4 separate regions of the Mus musculus genome follow, and all the other regions are linked to region 4. The links are chromatin loops, found by intact Hi-C in ENCODE. Cell type or tissue: heart. All regions are shown on one strand. Each heading gives the region's core, and the rest is flanking DNA. Links, peaks and the distances in the headings are about the cores only. Region 1 has its middle 23 kb from the start of Gm19935. Region 2 has its middle 330 kb from the start of Gm24212. Region 3 holds the start of Tox3 (TOX high mobility group box family member 3). Region 4 has its middle 180 kb from the start of Gm24212.

Region 1 (4,497 bases), core at 361-4,360, 940 kb before region 4:
GGCAGGAGGATTATAAACTTGAGGCCAGGAAGGCAAGAGAAACATACAAACTCCCCAGAGACACAAACTCTTTAAGTCAAGAGGAACATTGTGGTTTTTGTGCCTCCTGTGTGGTCAGCTCTGAGAATGAACTGGCTAAATCCTTGTTGGATTTTCAACTGGCAGAAGTAAGGCAGGGTCCTACCCAGAGACCAGAGGACGAGCTCCAGTCTAACTTCTCGAAGGAGAAAAGCTTAAATCTGTGCCTGATAATTACGAAGGGCTGAAAATGTGTGTATCCATGTGAGGATGCGTGTGTTTTTGAAACAAGGTCTCTAGCTCAAGCTTCCTTATATATCCAAGGATGAACTTGAGCTAGGTTTCCCTGCCTCCATCTCTCCTAAGCACGGTATTCCAGGCACCTGCCGTCACGCCTGGATTATTTACTGCACAAATGAGTACAGTGACCTGGCTCTTGTAGCCCATTATCCTGAATTTGTTCATAACCACCCTGGTACTTTTCTTATTTTCCACCCCTGAAATCTGCTCCTCTGTTCCCTGCCCCAGGAACTGACTCCAACACCCATCTGTTTATTCAAACAAGAATCTAAAAACATCCCTGACGCATCCCTCTCCTCTCTGAGCTGGCTGCTGTGTGCAAGCCAACAGGAAGCCAACACTCTCTACAATGTGACTCTTCTTTTTCTGCTACAGTCAGAGCGGCCATGACACCATCACCTCGCACCAGAATTGCGTTACTAATGGCTTTGACCTGCTCTCCTCTGATGCTATGGTCCAGTTTCAAACCCTCTTCCACCTGCCGGTAGTGGGGCTTTTTCAAAACAGAGATCTAATCTTGATCAAAGTACAACAAAACAGAAAACAGGCTCACTGCTCTTTGGCACCACCTAGGGGACAGAATGGAACAGAGGCAAGGGATGGTGGGGGTGGGGTGCGGTGGGGAGAAGGAAGTGTGGGCGGGGCTGGCCCTGCTTCCTCCAGGGGCAGGGTAAAAAGAGTGAAAGGCTGTAGGGTTTTTAGTTTCTTCCGGGCTGGACATATTTGTATACACAGCTCCCTGTCCTCCACGCAGGTCTTTGATGGCTGGGGTCTGAGGGTTTCCAGCACCCTGGGCGCTGTTTCAAAACTTCAACTATCTGGTGGAGAGTCAGGCAGGAGAATTTACCTTCTTGGAGGTAACATCTGCCTGCAGGTTTAGAGCAGATTTAGGAGCACAGAACAGTCACTAGAGGGAGGAAAAGGCAAGCGAACAATTCAGGCTTTCTTAGGTCTCCAGGAGGCTTCTCCTGGAGCCACACACTGGAATCACCCAGGGAGACCTTAAAAACCAGAGATGCTCATCCTAGCCCTAATGATCTTGCTGGCTGAGGTTTTGACTAGATGGTCCCAAGGGGCAGCCAGGGTTTACAACCGGAAGCAAAGAAGGAAGGAGAAAGGAAGAAGAGTGAGGAAGGGAAGACAGGAAGAAGGAGGGGGCTAGGAAGGGAGAGAGGAAAGGGAGAATGAACGGTTCATCTTAATAAAGACAAAGATTCACACGAAGACCACCGTGTAGTCCTCCCGTCTGTATTCCCACCATCCCAGGCTCCAGTGTTTGACATTCCAGCCACACAGCTCTATGTTCCCTTCTTCAAGCTCATCCTACTCTCCCTGGACACAGAAGTTTTGACTTGCTAACTCCCTGGCTTTTTGCCATCATAGCTCTGGTCCCTCACCCTTCATATTTTCACTCTCACTTTCCCAGGATGCCTTTCAGGACGCTCTAGGGCATCCCCTGTATCCTCTGCAGCACCATCAACTGCACTGAACATTTGACTAGAACTTTTACTCTTAGTCGTTCTAGCTAGGGCTTCATGAACATAAAAGCTACATTTTAACTTATTATTTATATATAATATGTTAATATAATAACATGTAATAAGTTTATAAAATATACTTAAAATGGAACACGCACACACACACACACACACACACACTTAAAATAGAACACACACACACACACACACACACACACACACACACACACACACACACACACACACACACACACACACACATACACACACACTAGGTTTTCCTTCTAAAGTCCAAGCTAGCCTAGAACTAGCTATATAGACCAAACTGGCCTTGAACTTGTGATTCTCCTGAAGAGGGCCTAGCTTGTGGGATTGGCATCTGGTACATGAATGCACAGGTAAGTTTATTATTATTGTGCTGGGGGAATAAAACCTGGGATCTTGTGTATGCTGGGTAAGGAAGTGCTCTATCACTTAACTATAAGTCCAGCCTTAAGGTATCTTAAAGCTACATATAGAAATAGATATGTCGAATACATATAAAGCTAGATGAAGTTCCACTGAGCATTGGATACATTTGCAAGAATTTTCTTTACAGGTTTTGTATTTTAAAACTCAGTAGCAAAAAAATGGTGTGGAAAGATCAGCATGGGGAGTGACCACTAGAGGGCAGGAGAGGCAAAGAGATGCAGGCCAGCCTGGCAGCCCTGAGCATGGATGTCTTGCACATTCTCAGAGCAGGGATTTTGGGGCCATGGAGAAAACTCTGGAATCCAGAAGCCAAAGATGTCTCCTTTGTAATCCCTCGTGTCGTGTGCAGAGAGACAGCTTGTTGTCACCTTCCTTAACTGTGCTGAGCAGACACAGCCAGGATAGCAAGCATGAGCCATTTTAGGAACACTCAGGAATGTCAAGAAGACGCTCGTCCTAGAAGTTGCATAGACTGGCTCTCAAGAACAGGCAAAAACTGAGGATTCAGAGCTATCTATAGTCTGAAGCTGGGGGCCTACTTCCTTTCTCCCGTGTCAAATTGTGCTCAATGCCCCTCCCACCTCCCCCTCCCTTCCTCCCTTGGCACTGGGGATCAAACCCAGGGCCTTGTGCATGTCAGGCATATTCAGTTGCTGAGCTGCATTCCTCCCTGCTATTTTATTTTCCAGACACAGTCTTGCTATGTTATGTAGTCCAGGTTGGTCTGGAACTCTTGCATCAGCTTCAGGTTCCAAATTTGAGGATTGCAGGCAGAGTGCCCTTCTGTGATCAGCTCGGCATACGATGACTGAAGCAATGGATCTGAGAGATCATGGACCAAACTCTCTGGAACTGGCAACTGACAATAAGCCAAAGTAAGTCCTCCTCTTCCTCCTCCTCCTCTTCCTCCTCTCCTCCTCTTCCCTTCCTCCTCTTCCCTTCCTCCTCCTCCTCCTCTCCCTCCTCCTCCTCCTCTCCCTCCTCTTCCTCCTCTTCCTCCTCCTCCTCCCCACCTCCTGTCAACTTGGCACAAGCTGGAGTTATCACAGAGAAAGGAGCCTCTCTTGAGGAAATGCCTCCTTGAGATCCAGCTGTAAGGCATTTTCTCAATTAGTGATCAAGCGGGGAGGGCCCATTGTGGGTGGTGCCATCACTGCACTGGTAGTCTTGGGTTCTATAAGAAAGCAAGCTGATGAAAGGACCCAGATATAGCTCTCTCTTGTGAGACTATGCCGGGGCCTAGCAAACACAGAAGTGGATGCTCACAGTCAGCTATTGGATGGATCACAGGGCCCCCAGTGGAGGAGCTAGAGAAAGTACCCAAGGAGCTAAAGGGGTCTGCAACCCTATAGGTAGAACAACAATATAAACTAACCAGTACCCCCCAGAGCCCGTGTCTCTAGCTGCATATGTATCAGAAGATGGCCTAGTCGGCCATCATTGGAAAGAGAGGCCCATTGGTCTTGCAAACTTTAGATGCTTCAGTACAGGGGAACGCCAGGGCCAAGAAGTGGGAGTGGGTGGGTAGGGGAGTGGGGGGGGGGAGGGTATGGGGGACTTTTGGGCTAGCATTGGAAATGTAAATGAGGAAAATACCTAATAAAAAAATTAAAAAAAAAAAAAAGAAAGCAAGCTGAGCAAGCCAGGGGAAACAAGCCAGTAAGAAACATCCCTCCATGGCCTCTGCATCGGCTCCTGCTTTCTGACCTGCTTGAGTTCCAGCCCTGGCTTCCTTTGTGATGAACAGCAATGTGGAAGTGTAAGCTGAATAAACCCTTTCCTCCCCAACTTGTTTCTTGGTTATGATTTTTTTTTTCAGGAACAAAAACCTGGACTACGACACCCCTCAAGGTAATGAGTCTTTGATCTGAGAATTTGATGTCCTGGGTACTGACTCCTGTACTGACTCCTGGGGCCAGCCTCCCTCCTCTGATTAGCCCTTCAGGATGAGGAGGAAAGCTCTTGGCAATCTCTAAGGTTCTTTTGTATCTGTTCACCGTGGACCATGGCTATGCAGTGCTTGGCAAACCAGTGGTGAGCAGGGCCTGTTGGTTCTACAAAACCATGAAGCAGGAGGCATAGGCCAGAAGACCAAGAGCAGTGGTTCTCAACCTTCCTAATGCAGAGACCCTTTAATACAGCTCTTCATGTTGTGGTGACCCCAGCCATACAATTACTTTTGTTGCTACTTCGTAACTGTAATTTGGTTGCTGTCATAAATCAGGTTGAG
Region 2 (4,497 bases), core at 230-4,229, 150 kb before region 4:
AATAGCCATAGAGGGTTGATGTTGGTATAGAGCTCTCTTACCAGTGTGTAGACGTGCGTGTGTGTGTGTGTGTGTGTGTGTGTGTGTGTGTGTGTGTGTGTGTGTATGATGCAAGAACCTGCATCCCATCCATTCCGGGTTTTCTAAGGTAAGATGGCTCTTTTGTTCCTTTTCCTTGTGACTCACATGTTCAAAACTCCCCTAACATGTAAATGATAAAATGGCCACTCAGCCTATGATAACACCAGAAAAGAACACAAAGACCGAGCTGCTCTCTCGCTCTCTCTCTCTCTCTCTCTCTCTCTCTCTTTCTCTCTCTCTCTTTCTTTCTCTCTCTCTTTCTCTCTCTCTCTCTCTCTGTTTCTCTCCCCATCCCCAGGGTTATCAAGGAGATGGTAACATCCTGAAGCTGGTGACATATTGTCATGATAGAGAATGCGGCCATTAAAGAGGAAGGTGACCAATGGGACACTGTGAAGGCAATGATGCATGAACTCCTGGACCCAGCCATATTTGAACCATTACATATAGGCTTAATATTCCAGTTATGTGAACCAATCCATTTCTCTGTCTATTGCTCAAATCAACACACCCTGCGCATATCTTAAATAAGTTTAAATATCTTAAATAATCGACGGGGCTTATGTAGAGGTGGGTTTCTGTTCCCTACCTTCATGCAGCTGTAGGCTTGAGTGATTTCCATGGGTACCTGCTAGTCTGGCTATCATGCCTTGAGAATTATTGGCTTAGAAACCTTCTTGTACTTTCTCCTGCTTATTACCTAAACTAAGTGGCTTGATAGCAGAAGACATTTCCTCATGGGGGTGAGGGGATCTTGGGGAAATTACCGGAAGGGGCCCCATCATTTCGGGACCCATCTTAGTAGGTTTATTTTGTTTTATTTTTTTTTCTGCTCACATCCTACCCCCCTTTGTGGTTAGAGGCAAAGCCAATAGAGTAGGTGACAAATGATCCCGAGCAGCAGGACTAATGCGTGTTTTGTCAAAGACTTAAAACGCACGCATTGAGAAAATGCACATTTTTTTTCTTCACTCTGATCCAGTCTGTCAACAAAATGCTTTTCAGGAGAAACATCAAAGCCATTTCATCTGCAAATTTCATTTTTTCCCCCGGAATCCCTTAATCTACACTGTTGACAAAAATTTCTGTCAAGTGCCTCAAACCATTGTATTAACAAATCTCGTTTTGTCAATCATGATTTAGGCTGCTTGCAAATGCGTTTTGCAATATTCCACTCTATCCTGCAGGAAGAATAGCTCACAGTCAATGCCTCAATCTTAATACTGAAAGCGAATGAAGAAGGAAAGGAGAAGTGCTGCGGAGCCTGTTCGTTCAGCTTCTCCTTTGGATGTCCCCATGCGTTTCAAGTAAGGGTAGCGCGTCTGAAACCTTCCCTTAGCAATGTGCGGCTGGGGAGACTGAGGCCATGAGCTGCTGAAGGTACATGGTTCCCATTTAGTGTATTGTCTGTGAATACCAGCCTTGCTGTCTTTTCCTCTGAGACAACTCACTGTGCCTACCACTGGTGGCTCCCACACCCGTTTCTAATACCCTCCCTGATTATGAATTCAAGAGGATGGTGTGCGTGCACATATCAGTGTGTTTAGATTTCAGTGTATCTTTGCTTCAGCTATCACACCATGGTGCCGAAGATGGTCACCACTGTCTGTCCAGCTGCTCAGAGAATATCTAGGGGTTTCTGCTCAAAGAGGAAGCTATTTGGGGTGAGCTCAAGCTTGAGACATCTGTCTTCTGCTTGGCTTATCTCTGAACTCTTCATAGTGGGATGGCAGAGAGGGGATGTTGCAGGGGTCCCTAATAGCGCCTGACATATGAAGTTACTAAGTTTTCTTGGTGAGGGATGTCACTATGGCTACCAAATTATGATGGAGTAGACACTAGTTACTGCAGAAAACAGGTATGTTAGGTTTAAGTGTTAGGGAAATGTGAATCCTGACTCTCTCAAAATAGCTACTAGATTTGAGATGTCACTGTTTATTTTTGTCTCCGAGTGTCTCCTCATCAGCTTAATGATGCTAAGAGAAGAGTATTGGGCTTTTAGGAAGAGCCAGGGAGAGAAGCTTATAAGCTTGAGGTTAGAACGATGGTCAAGCACAGATAACATTGACGGCAAAGAGTACTGTTTCAGAAAATCCTGGCTACCTCGGAGGAGGTAGATTCTTCTGTGTTGTAAGCCAAAGAAGACTGGTGATGCAGTATGGGATTGTGCCTCAGATGGCTTCAACCCTGGCCTTCTATCTGGCCTAACCACGAATTCCTAGGGACCAGATAGGTAGTGTACCCTCAAAGGTTGATATGCTATGCACATGTGAGTTCTTCCTCAGCTTCTTGTGTAACGATTTGTGGGAACCCAAACAGGAAGAGGTGAGCACGCTAGAAGTCAGAAGGCTGGCCTTGAATAGCAGGCAGTAGGAGGCACTAGCAGGAAACAAGAGGGGTCCTTCTGAAGCCCAAGGGAGAAGGCTACACCAAGGCTAACTATTGTTTGATCCCCACCACCAAATCTTGCTTCCATTCAGTCTATCATATATGAAGAATGATTTTATCCTCAAGAAGGTTTAGATCCAGGCAGTGTCTAGGGACCCTGGTGACTGCCACTCTGGCATAGTGGCTCTGACTTCCATCTATAAGTCCCATGTTCAGTACTGTGACAGGGCCAGTGACTTCTGCATGCCACCATCCGTTCCTTCCTGCCTGCCTGAAGCCCTCCACAAACTTCTCTTCTGCCAGAAAAACTATCCCAGTCCCACCTCACTCTTCCCAAGGCCTTCATCGTCTCCACAGCCACCCAGATCCATGCTCTTCCCCATGACAAGTGATGTGCCACTATCGATAGGCTTCCTGGAGCTCTCAGCTCTGGGTTGTGCTGCCTACAGCTAAGGGAATCGAGACTGAGTACACAGTTAGAGAGAAACAAATCAATTATAATAGGTGACAAACAAACAAACTCTCTGGTCCCTAAGAAGCCAGAGCTAATGTATTGAGTTCACAAACAAGGTTCTCCTGGGGCTGGTGCTTTCTGGAGAATCACCCTCAGAATGGATGTCCCCAGACTCTGGAGGGAAAAAGACAGTGGGCAGCCCAAGGGTAGACAGAAAGACCAAAGTTGTAGCCTGTGGCCATAAGCTCTGCACATTCTATTGCACATAATTGGTTTTTCCCAGGAAACATTTGCACTAACCTTTGGCTTCTGGAAGCAAAGACAGGCCGACAGAATAAATGAGTCCGGTAGGCAGTGTGACAATCAGTACTTTGTAATCCCAACTGATGGATAATGCAGCCCCAGCCTGTTTATAGAAAGGGAGAATTGTGCAGCAGCCTCTTGGTTTATGGACCCTAATCAGCTAAGTGTAAACCTTAGTTTAGGTATGGCTGGATTCAAAATCTCAATACTGCAGAAGTGGCTTCCTGTTCTTCATCGTTTCTCTTTGTGGAACCCACTTTCAGATGGTTTAGCCTCATGGATGCAAAATGATGTTTCTGGTGCCCAACGTCGCAGCGCACTAGCTTCAATTCTGAGAGAACAGAATTCTTATTTCTCTCATTCCTAGAAACCTCCTGAGATTTAGTATGGCCAGGAACCCTTGAACTATCTGCTTAGCGATGAAGTAGGTACTGGCCTGAATTGAAGGAGCCTAGAAGGAGGAAGGTGAGGTAGGTTGGAGATGCAATTCAAAATAGAAACTGATGGCGGGGAAGGACTTCTTAGTCAGGGCTGGGTGGAAAAGACACAGACTGTTGTTTTAAGCTGAATATGATGGGATTTTCCATGAGAAGGGTCAAAGTCAGGTTCATCAATGACATCTAGAAAAGTCATCCAGAATTGATTCACACAAGGAAATCAGGAAGCCAGCAATTGAGATGTTCCACCATATCTAGACTCTTGGAACATCACTTTTATGTGATCTAAGGATCAAGAGTCTCCATCAGAGACACTGGCTCCAGAAAAATGGTGTCCTAGTTACTGCCATCTACAAAGTAAGTGCGGTCTTTTGTTAGACCCCTGATAATCCCACGAAACCCAAGAATCATTGTAGAAACACTAACCAACAAAATCATGCTCTCTGCCTCCCTGCCCATTCTAACCTGTGTGCCATACTGACGAAGCCTAGAACCTGGAGCCATGGGGAGTTTGAAAAGGAGAACATTCATCTTCATAGAGCTTAAAGGCTCTGGCCACTGGTATAAGGGTAGGACAGAAGTTGAATGGCTCCTTTCATGACTCCCATAAAGAGACAGGTAGAAACAGCAGAGATTCTAGCTGTACACAAGGGAGGTCTATATGTATGCTCAGTACTTCCTGGCACAAATTCATCTTACTAGAGCAAAGTTACAGAGACCCGTGTGGACAGGCATGCTGCCTTAGAGTCACCGTAAGTAATTAGCAAAGAAGTACATGGCTATGAGGATGGATGAACATAAGATTCGTGCAATACTGGGACAGAGGCCCTAGCA
Region 3 (4,497 bases), core at 228-4,227, 500 kb before region 4:
AAGGATCACAATATTTGGATAGGTCTTTTCATCACCCGAACACAAGAGAACTAAGCCATATATAATATTTAATAGTATCTGTCTCATTTGGCTTACATGACTTTCAGAAATTCCTAAAAGTAAGATTTCTGGTTACAACATCCAGCAGGATTCAGTTTAATACACTCCTCTCTGGTTCTTGCTTAACCTGAGGCCACAGAAAGGAAGAAAAAAAAATGGAGAGCTCTGTTAAGATTTAAAGCAGCTTTCATATTTTGTAACATTTACTTATTTTTTTTCTCGTTAAAAATATTCATGGATGAATAGAGACACCAATCTGATAACAACTAATAGTAATGACTCAAGGAGTTTCTTTATGCTCAGAATTTATGTTTTGGCTTCCCATAGACTTCTATGGTCACTTTTTGAAAAGTATGTGTGTTTGTTCACATATGTGTATTTTCATGTGTGTTTGCATGTGGGGTGCAATGTCCATCTGTGTGGAGGGTAAACCTTGGGTGTCTCAGAAGGGTCATCTACCTTTTCTCTGGTAGGGTCTCTCATTGGACTGAGGCTTAGCAATTAGGTTAGACCAACTGGTTAGTAAGCCTCAAGACCTTGTCTCTACCTCCCCAGCTCTGTGGTTACAGGCTTGCCCAACTTTTCATGTGGGCTCTGGGGATTGAACTCAGGTCCTCCTGCTTGCCAGGTAAGTGCTTTGCCCACAGAACCACTCCCACTTAGGCCCTCTGCTGCCCTTCTTAATAAACATTAGCACTATTCAGCATACATTTAAATCACATTTAACATAATTTTTTTTGAAGAAACTTCTTCAGGTTTAAGGCTTGCCTAGTGATAGGAAGCCTTCGGTATGGGATTCAGAAAGGAAAGTCTGGATGATGTCACGTCACAAAGGTCCTCAATGCTTCAGAATCAACTCTAAAACTGTTTGCGCATGGGCCTTATTTATGTCCTCTGGAACTTCTAAAATGAGGTGCCACTACCAACACAATAGAGAGTTTAAAGCTACTCGGTTCTAAATGAAACAGTATAGCTTTGGTGCTCACCCCCACAAAATCCCAAAGACAAAAAGATGCCTAAGGTACAGTCCCCTCCAGGGAGATTATTCCAGTTAAAGGTCCTGTGTAGCCTTAAGTTCCCCCACACCCCCAGCCATGCTGCCTGCCAGGAATATTCCTATGTGAAAGCATTTAATCTTTCTCTCCCCCATCTTTCCCAGCTTCCTTCTGAACTTCCTCTTATCCACTGCAAAGGACGAACCAAGCAAGGTCTGCTGCTCTTGAGATACCAAGCATCTTGCTAGGTGCACCAAACCACCCCATCCCTTGAGTTTCCTTCAAAATATTCTGCAACTCAAAAACTGCAATAGCTGTAACATGACAGGACCTCCATTCAGATGGTTGGATGAGACAGAATCTCTCTCTCTCTCTTTCTCTCTCTCTCTCTCTCTCTCTCTCTCTCTCTCTCTCTCTCTCTCTCTCTCTCCCTCCCTCCCTCCCTCCCTCCCTCCCTCTCTCTCCCTATCCCTCTCCCCTCCCCTCTCTGTGTGTGTACATTTCTGCAGTACAACACATAGTCCCTTCTAAAAACTTTCATGAGTCATGTTGGTGTTTCCTTTCTTATACACAAGTGTATAAACAGTGGCTGGCATATACTGGGTGCTCAAAGACAACTGGTTGAATGTGTGGTGACAGAGTGGAAAGATCACTTGCACAGACTTCCCAAAGGACCAGTGACTTCTCACTCTGATGCCCCAAGCACATGTCTGGTCTCACAGTCCCATTCACCCCTCCCCCAATACTCACACTTTTGCTTACATCGCACTCTAAACTAAAGCGCAGACTTGTGAGTGTAGTCTCCTCTCAAAGGCTTCTGCGTGACAGGCAGAGGCTGTATAGGGAAAAGCAAAAAATCTAAAATAGTGGCCAAGAGTGGTATGGGGTGTGAGCAGGCATTCCTAAACCCAGAGAGTCTAGGGGCAAGGCTCTCACAGTTTCTATGAGTGCAACCCACTAGCTCCTGTAATTCCAGCTTCTGCAGCTAGTGGGATTTCTGCAGCAGAGTATTTATGTGCCAGATTCAGGAGGTCTGATTACAACTTCAGGTTCTCCCTCGGCAACTTTGTTTATACTTTACTTCATCCTCTGTAATCAAGCTCAGATTGCTTGAGATGCAAGGCAGATAGACTGTAAGGTGAGGGAGAGATAGGAGTGTGCAGAGAGAAAAGCTCATCTGCCCGGCCTTTGATGCTTGCTCCCTTTAAGGGTTACCCGGTAGGAATATTCTTTTCTGGTACCCTGGGCCAGCGGTTTCTTCTCTCCCTTGGTCAGACCCTGCACTTTGCCACTATTGTTAGATACTCATAGTGAAACTTAAAAGATGTTCTCTTTCGGGACAACAGGTGGCCACTGCAACCTCTAGTTCTGATTGGTGGAAAGGCCACAGGCGCCCAGTGGCCCAGAGAAAGGGCCTCCACTTCACCGTTTCAAGAACTTACTCAATGGGGTGTTGTCCTGATAACATCTCAGCACACTGCCAATTTGTGCAACCCGCTGGGCCATTAGGGAGCGCCGCTGGGTTGTCAACAGTAAATGGAGACTCAGGAGAGGGGACCAAAGCCTCTTCAGGAGGGGGGAATTAAGAGTCAACCCAGTGACAATGTGGGGAGTTGTTCCTTCTCTGAATACACAGGGCTCTCTTAGGCAGTCCCCTGACAAGTTTCTGCTAAGAACACACACACACACACACACACACACACACACACACACACACACACACACACACACACACACATTTCCACCTAATTGAAGTTTATTTTTCTTGCTTGGTTCCTGAAGTATAGTATTGAGTGAAGGAAGGTACACATAGGTGTTGCAAGCTGGAGAACACTTAGAAATCCGTGCATGTCTGGAAAAGTTCAGGTCCCAGACCAGCGAAGTGATCCAGGCCCCACACCTTTAGAGACTGTCAGTTGAAATAGTTTAACATCTTTCCCTTCTAGTTCAAAGTAGTTCGCAGATAACTGAACCGAGAAAGGGAGATCTCACAGCTCAGCCAACATTTTCTAGCGCCAAGGCTGAAGGCCAAACTTTCAAATTAACTCAGAGCAATAAAGCCAAGGGTGGTGGTGATGGTGGGGGTATGGGGGCGGAGGGTGGGGGGAGAGAAATGTAGATTAAAAGAAAGAGAAAGAAATAAGAGGGTGGGTGGGTGCAGCGTGGGGAAGTTAATCACCCAGAACCTTTTAGGAAAAGAGGGACATTTTCTCTAGGAGAGCAGCGAGTGATCCGCCTAGATCCAGTTACTCAAATGCCTTTCGAAAACAAACAAGAGTAAAGAAAATACAAAGAGACCGGACTTGAGGCTTAACCTGGGAAGCTTCAAGTCTGCTTACTTGTGAAAGGTCAGGCCCTAACACCCCTCTGGTAAAGACCACAGGTGTACATGGGGTTCCGGCTCCTGGCTCAGGAGCCACCTGCACAGGTTAGTTTCTGGGCTGAGTCTATACCGGGGATATCCAAGTAGAAGAGTAAGTAGGGTAGAGGGATTGGGAAACAGGTCCCCCACCAGCAAGAACTGGGACGAGGTGGTAGGGGCAGAAGAGAGGGCTGGGTGAGAAGTGGACGGTTTTGGGATGCTGGGGCCAAGGGAAGCGAGGGTCGCACGGGAGAAGAGTGGGACTCGAGGAGGGACGGTGCTGGCAGCAGCGGGGAGGCCGAGGGAGGCCCGGGAGCGGGGAGAGCGGTGAGGCCGCGGGGACAAAGAGGACCGGGGAGGGAAGGGGTGGGACGGTGAGAGGCCGGGAGAGGAGCGCGCGGTGGCCGGGGCTGCACGGGGCGCGGGGCGGGGCGCGAGCCCGGAGGCGGTCGGCGGCGGAGCGCACCGGCGGGGCGGGCGGCGCGCCAGCTGCCCGCGGTGGGAGGGGCGGAGCGGCAGCGGCGCGGGGAGGGGACCGGCGGCGGCAGGAGGGGGAGCGGCAGGGGAGGGGCCGGGCCCCTTGTCTCCGCGGCTCCTCGGCTCAGTCCGCCCGGGGAGGAGGAGCGGGGCCAGCCGCCGCCGCTGCCGCCGCCGCCGTCCCAGCTTCGCCGCGCACCTGAGCTCGCCGGCCGTCCCGGGCCCACGCGCTGCGCCCCGCGCCCCGGGCGCCCGGCCCGCGCGCAGCCAGCTTCGGTGTCCCGGTGGGGCGCGTCCCTCGGGCCGCCTCCCGCTCTCCCGCGGCTCGCGTGGCCGCGCCTTTGTGTGCTGCAGCCGCAGCTCCCGGGCTCGTCGGCGGCCCCCGCGCGACGCCCCTACAGTCCCACGGCCCGTGCGCTGTCCCCGGGCGCCCCCGGCCGGGCGTCCTCGACGGTGGATCGTACGGCCGCGAGGAGGCGGGTAGCGGCCCCGGCGAGTTCCAGCCCCGGCCCCCAGCCCCCGGCCCCGGCATGGATGTGAGGTTCTACCCCGCGGCGGCCGGGGACCCAGCCGGCCTGGACTTCGCGCAGTGCCTGGGGTACT
Region 4 (4,497 bases), core at 261-4,260:
GATATAGATTTTGGGGTGGGCCAATTCAGACCCCTGCATAGGGGTCTGAGCTTGTCAACTGGTCAGCTCTCCCTTATCTGCACCACCAAGATAAGTTTTGTAGCACTGCTCTTCCTAGGCTACCAAATGCCACCATTATCAGAAGTCAGAGTCAGGTCTCCTGCTTTGATGCACTTGAGGCCAGCTCACCCACACCCATGCCTACAGAGCCAGCTCCATTGTACTGCCCAGGTAAGGCATGGACCCACTTTCCAAGTCACTTACATCATGCTTTACTCCGGGCAGTGGTAGCATGCTTCTGAGAATATCCACTAGTTGTTTGTACATTCTAAGGGATATTTACAACTGTTTGGTGACATAGGCAGGATGACTGGTCTAAGTATAGAGTAAATAAGCTGAGACTCTGGGGAGTTTTGGCTGGACTCATTCTACAGTGTGTCCAGAGCAGACTTATGTCTTTATCAACCTTGCCTTTTTGCATGGCTGCTCTTTTATCTGCTCACAATTCCGACTACTATTTTCCAGTCACAAATGTGAAGTTCTAAGTGTTCTGTCCTATACCACTCATCTGATTCAGTCATATTATGCTGAAAAGTTAGCAATAATTTCCTCTGTAAGTGGAGCTGGTGAGTCCAATCCTGAAGCAGCCATGCTGGTCCATGCCTGCTTCTCAGTGTGCACATCAACTTCAGCACACATCACGTGGGACACATTGATTATACTCCTGGGAGTGCAGCTAATCAAAGACTGTTGCCTATGGGATGTATGCCATGGGCACCTACTCATTTGGGGAGGAGTTAGTGTAGAACCTGCCTTCTAAAGGTGAATCCTGCTTACATAGCAACTCAAAACTGTACATAGAATTCTTATATTTGTGTGTGGGTTAAATTAATGTCTCTGTCTTTAATTCTCATAAAGGCCTGTAAGAGAAGAAGTCTTAGCAGCCAGTCTGTTGCTCTAAGGAGAAAGATGGCCCTGAGGAATGAGTGGCTAGAGACACAGAATAAGCTCAGATGTCTGGTGGATAGGAGCTCCTTTCTTTGTGGATGTCTTAATGAAGGAACTAGCAAGCTTCCAGGCCAGGTGGGTTTTCTGGTACAAGCTGTTATCCCTCTTGTATCATCTTAACACCTGCTCTAGAAGTCTGGGAACACCCAGTATACTTCTGTTTGGGGGGTACTGACTACTTTCAGATACTATCTATGAATTTGGCTTTTAAATTTTGAAAAGCTAACACCAAAGACTTTCTGCAGAATATTTTACAAGGGTGTGTTTCTTTTTCAGACTTGTGCATCAACCAAGATAAGTCTGGAATTCTGAAAGAGTTTTTATTTGTTAAAATGACAATTCTTTGTGACAAAAACTAGGGCCTTGAGGACTAGGCCTGTGATGGTTCTTGATCAACTTTTGTTGTTTTCTATCTTGTGAGCCAACAAATACTTATTACACAAGCTTTGGCTTTGAGTCCGCTCTTCTGTGTGCTGTGTTTTGACATAGGCTGGCTCCCTTGATAAATCTTTTCCTCATGATCTCTACGCCACTCTACTCTTACCCTTGGAGTTTGGGAACTGGAGTTCAAACACCTGTGTCCATGCATTCTGCTTCTCTCTTCCTTGTTGACTTGAATAATTGAATATCTGGTGATGTGTAATCGTGATCAATTAGCACTAAAAGCAGCAATATTTAGGCTGTAGGGTAGTGAGACTATCAAGTTAGTTAATGATAACAAAAATCCCACACACGTAATATTTCCAAAAGAGTATGAATTTAATCTACAAAGCCATTGCTAATCCCATTTTCCCAAGTTATTTCTAGATTTGAATTTATAATGATCAGCTAATAGATTTACAGCCAGGTAGAGGCAGGGAAGATTCTGTGCAAATAGGTCAGAGGTAGGCTAGTAAAATTGGAATGTCATCATTATTTTATGTTGGGTCTGATTTTGATACACTGTGGAAAATTCCACTGAAGGAAATCTTTGCAGGTTTCAAGTAGCAGGTTAAGATAGTGAGAGGCAAAGTTCATTCACTGTGATTAGGCATATTAAAATAATCTAGTTCAAAATAGGAATCATCATATTATATATTATGAGGAAATATTTCCGCATGGTAAATTTGCTCAATTTTGCAGCAGCTGTTCCTGAGCTGGAGAGCCTGGGGCTGAAATTCTCGGTGTTTTGGAAGCAGATCTGCTCTTTACCTCACTATGGAATGGGCAGGGCTTCCCAGGCTGTCCTGCATGTTCTCTGCTCTCTCTTTTGCTTTACCTGTTATACTCATGAGGCTATACTTCCAGGAAATGCTGGACAGTCCTATAAGCAAATCCAAAATCAGCACCATTTTTCTGGTCTGACAGAATCAGGCTGCCTAAGACAGAGAAGACAACCACTAACACTGTGTCCTTTGTAGTTCAGCTCGTTCCCAGTGCACCACCTTGTGGAAGAAAGACAAATAGCCCACAGTTACCCCTTCTGTTATACTCCATAAGAAACCTAACTCATTGGTCTCTCCCCATTGTTGCCTACAATCACTTCTCCTTTATGTAGTGCCTTTCAAATAAATTACTGATAGTCAGCTTCTACTCTGGTTATTAGTAAAAGAGGTCTACAATGTTTGCGTCTCCAAGTGCTAAGTGGAAGCCTGTAGCAACATCAGAGCAAACAACCTATCATTATCCAGGGGCATAGGAGATTGCATTTTGCAAGTCTCTTAGCCTGTTTAGTTGTCAGAACCATAGTGAAGTAGGAAACACTGTCTGTTCCTCAGACAAGGCTAACTTAGAGTTACCTCTCTCTGCAGAAACAGGTGTGGCAAAGGAGTTACCCACCATGTCTTCTCGCCCACGAAAATTTGACAGGGCCTACTCTTTATTCTGAGCTCTTCCATCCCAGCCCTTGATTCACAGCTACATCTTTAGAAGGGGATGCATAATTCTTGAAATGCATGTATGCATGTGTACGTGCATATGTGTGTGCATATATGTGCGTGTGTGTGTGTGTGTGTGTGTGTGTGTGTGTGTGTGTGTGTGTGTGTGTGTGTGTTACATTCAAGGTTTACTCAGGCCTCTTACATTTGTATGCATAAAATCACTATCGAGCTTGTTTCCAAGCAACAAAGATGGCTTGCCTCCTGAGCATTCAGCCTGAAAGTTGCACAACACTGACATCTGCTGCTTGTGTGTGGTTTGAGACTGGACCAGGTCAGCAGCTCATGAGTATGCAAAGCAAAATGTTTGACAACACTGTGTATCTACAAAAGCTAAAGTCTTTTGTCTGAAACTCGTGGGTTTATTTTTACTTTTTAAATACTATACATGAATAGAAGCCCACTTTCAATATGATGTTTCCTTGGTCTTTGCATGATCTATCAAAAAGGTGAGGTCTTGTTTGGCTTTGTAGGAAAACAACTGATAATAAAATAGATCAGTTTTTTTTTATTTTATATATGTTACCATAAAGTCTAGAGTTAAATGGTAAAGTGTATCTCTGCGACATAAAAACAACTTTTAAATAAGTGATTTTTATGGATAAAATAATATCTGAAAATATTTTATAATTTTCAAATATATTTGCATATTTCTCATTCATTCAACCACTAATTCATTCATACAATGCAATCTCTGTGTGAGTCACTGCTCCAGGCTTCAAGGAGGAGTTTGATCCTGGACCAGTAATTAAGAGCAAGTGCCATGTAGCTCTGAGGTAAGTGTGCTGTGGATTCAGGCTTCTTGTTCTGACTGTTTCTACTCTGGTATGTTAGATAACAGGTGACAGTCTATCTCATGGAGATGCTGTGTACCCTAAAGTTTAAAAAGAAACAAAATACTTCACAGTACCCTGAGTATCACTTGCTATCAGTGAACCAAGCCTTCAGAGTATCAGGATGATTTTAACTCCAGATTTCCAATTTAGGAAATGAATAGTTTTCATCTCAAACATGCCTAATAATGGGAAACTAAAAACCATGTAGTTCATGGTTTGTCAGCCTGGAAAGTTTGATGGATAAGAGTCAGAGGGAAAAGTTAAAAGGGAGGTGCTGGTCCTATTGTCAAGGAGCTCTAGAGATGGTTTGTCTTCATTCTGTAGAGGAGTTGATGAACACTGTTTTCTGTGAAATGCTTCAGAAACAGAGGTTCCTAGGGTTGTGTGACAGGGATGGTTAGAGCCATTGACCACAGGGGCTTACAGGGATCCTGGACTAAAGTGGCTGTTAGAGTGAGCCAGGGAAGACAGTGGGGATGTCAGAAGGGTGATGGGAATTATTGTGAGGAATGACTTTGGAGGACAGGCCGGCAGTATAGGTTGCTGGCTTTAGTGGGGTGACAACACTGTCACCTATAGGAATGTCACCTTGGACACTCAAGGGAAAATGTTCCTTTTCCGGGTTTATACTAAGTGAAGATCAAACTCCAGCTTAGAAAATTCAGTGTATCTCAGCAGTGCAGTTGTGTAGACCATATTAATCTGTTTGGCTTCCCCTGCTGTGAGATACTTAGCCT

The links. Hi-C counts contacts between places; a loop is a spot of excess contacts. Peaks named below come from ENCODE experiments on the same cell type or tissue, not always from the same donor. Only the 100,000 strongest peaks of a DNase experiment are listed, where the experiment ranks them.
Region 1: a loop joins it to region 4, with 14 times the contacts of the local background. A loop is called at or near these places in 17 of 42 quality-filtered maps.
Region 2: a loop joins it to region 4, with 4 times the contacts of the local background. A loop is called at or near these places in 10 of 42 quality-filtered maps.
Region 3: a loop joins it to region 4, with 6 times the contacts of the local background. A loop is called at or near these places in 5 of 42 quality-filtered maps.

Annotation. Positions count from the first base shown.
Region 1 is chr8:90,791,924-90,796,420 of GRCm38, reverse strand. No RefSeq gene overlaps it. Among named protein-coding and RNA genes, the nearest start is that of Gm19935, 23 kb to the left of the region's middle. In heart, for the core only: CTCF peaks have their summits at 897 (motif pointing left) and 2,448 (motif pointing right); DNase peaks (open chromatin) are centred at 960 and 2,510; H3K4me3 peaks cover 646 bases; H3K27ac peaks cover 789 bases.
Region 2 is chr8:89,995,711-90,000,207 of GRCm38, reverse strand. No RefSeq gene overlaps it. Among named protein-coding and RNA genes, the nearest start is that of Gm24212, 330 kb to the right of the region's middle. In heart, for the core only: no CTCF peak of the experiment used is centred there; no DNase peak of the experiment used is centred there; H3K27ac peaks cover 311 bases.
Region 3 is chr8:90,347,877-90,352,373 of GRCm38, reverse strand. It overlaps Tox3 (TOX high mobility group box family member 3), which reads left to right and starts at 4,122. Exons shown (of 7, transcript NM_172913.3): 1 at 4,122-4,497. The coding sequence starts at 4,425. In heart, for the core only: a CTCF peak has its summit at 2,033; a DNase peak (open chromatin) is centred at 3,903; H3K4me3 peaks cover 1,016 bases; H3K27ac peaks cover 1,263 bases; H3K27me3 peaks cover 295 bases.
Region 4 is chr8:89,848,284-89,852,780 of GRCm38, reverse strand. No RefSeq gene overlaps it. Among named protein-coding and RNA genes, the nearest start is that of Gm24212, 180 kb to the right of the region's middle. In heart, for the core only: CTCF peaks have their summits at 2,442 (motif pointing left) and 3,183; no DNase peak of the experiment used is centred there.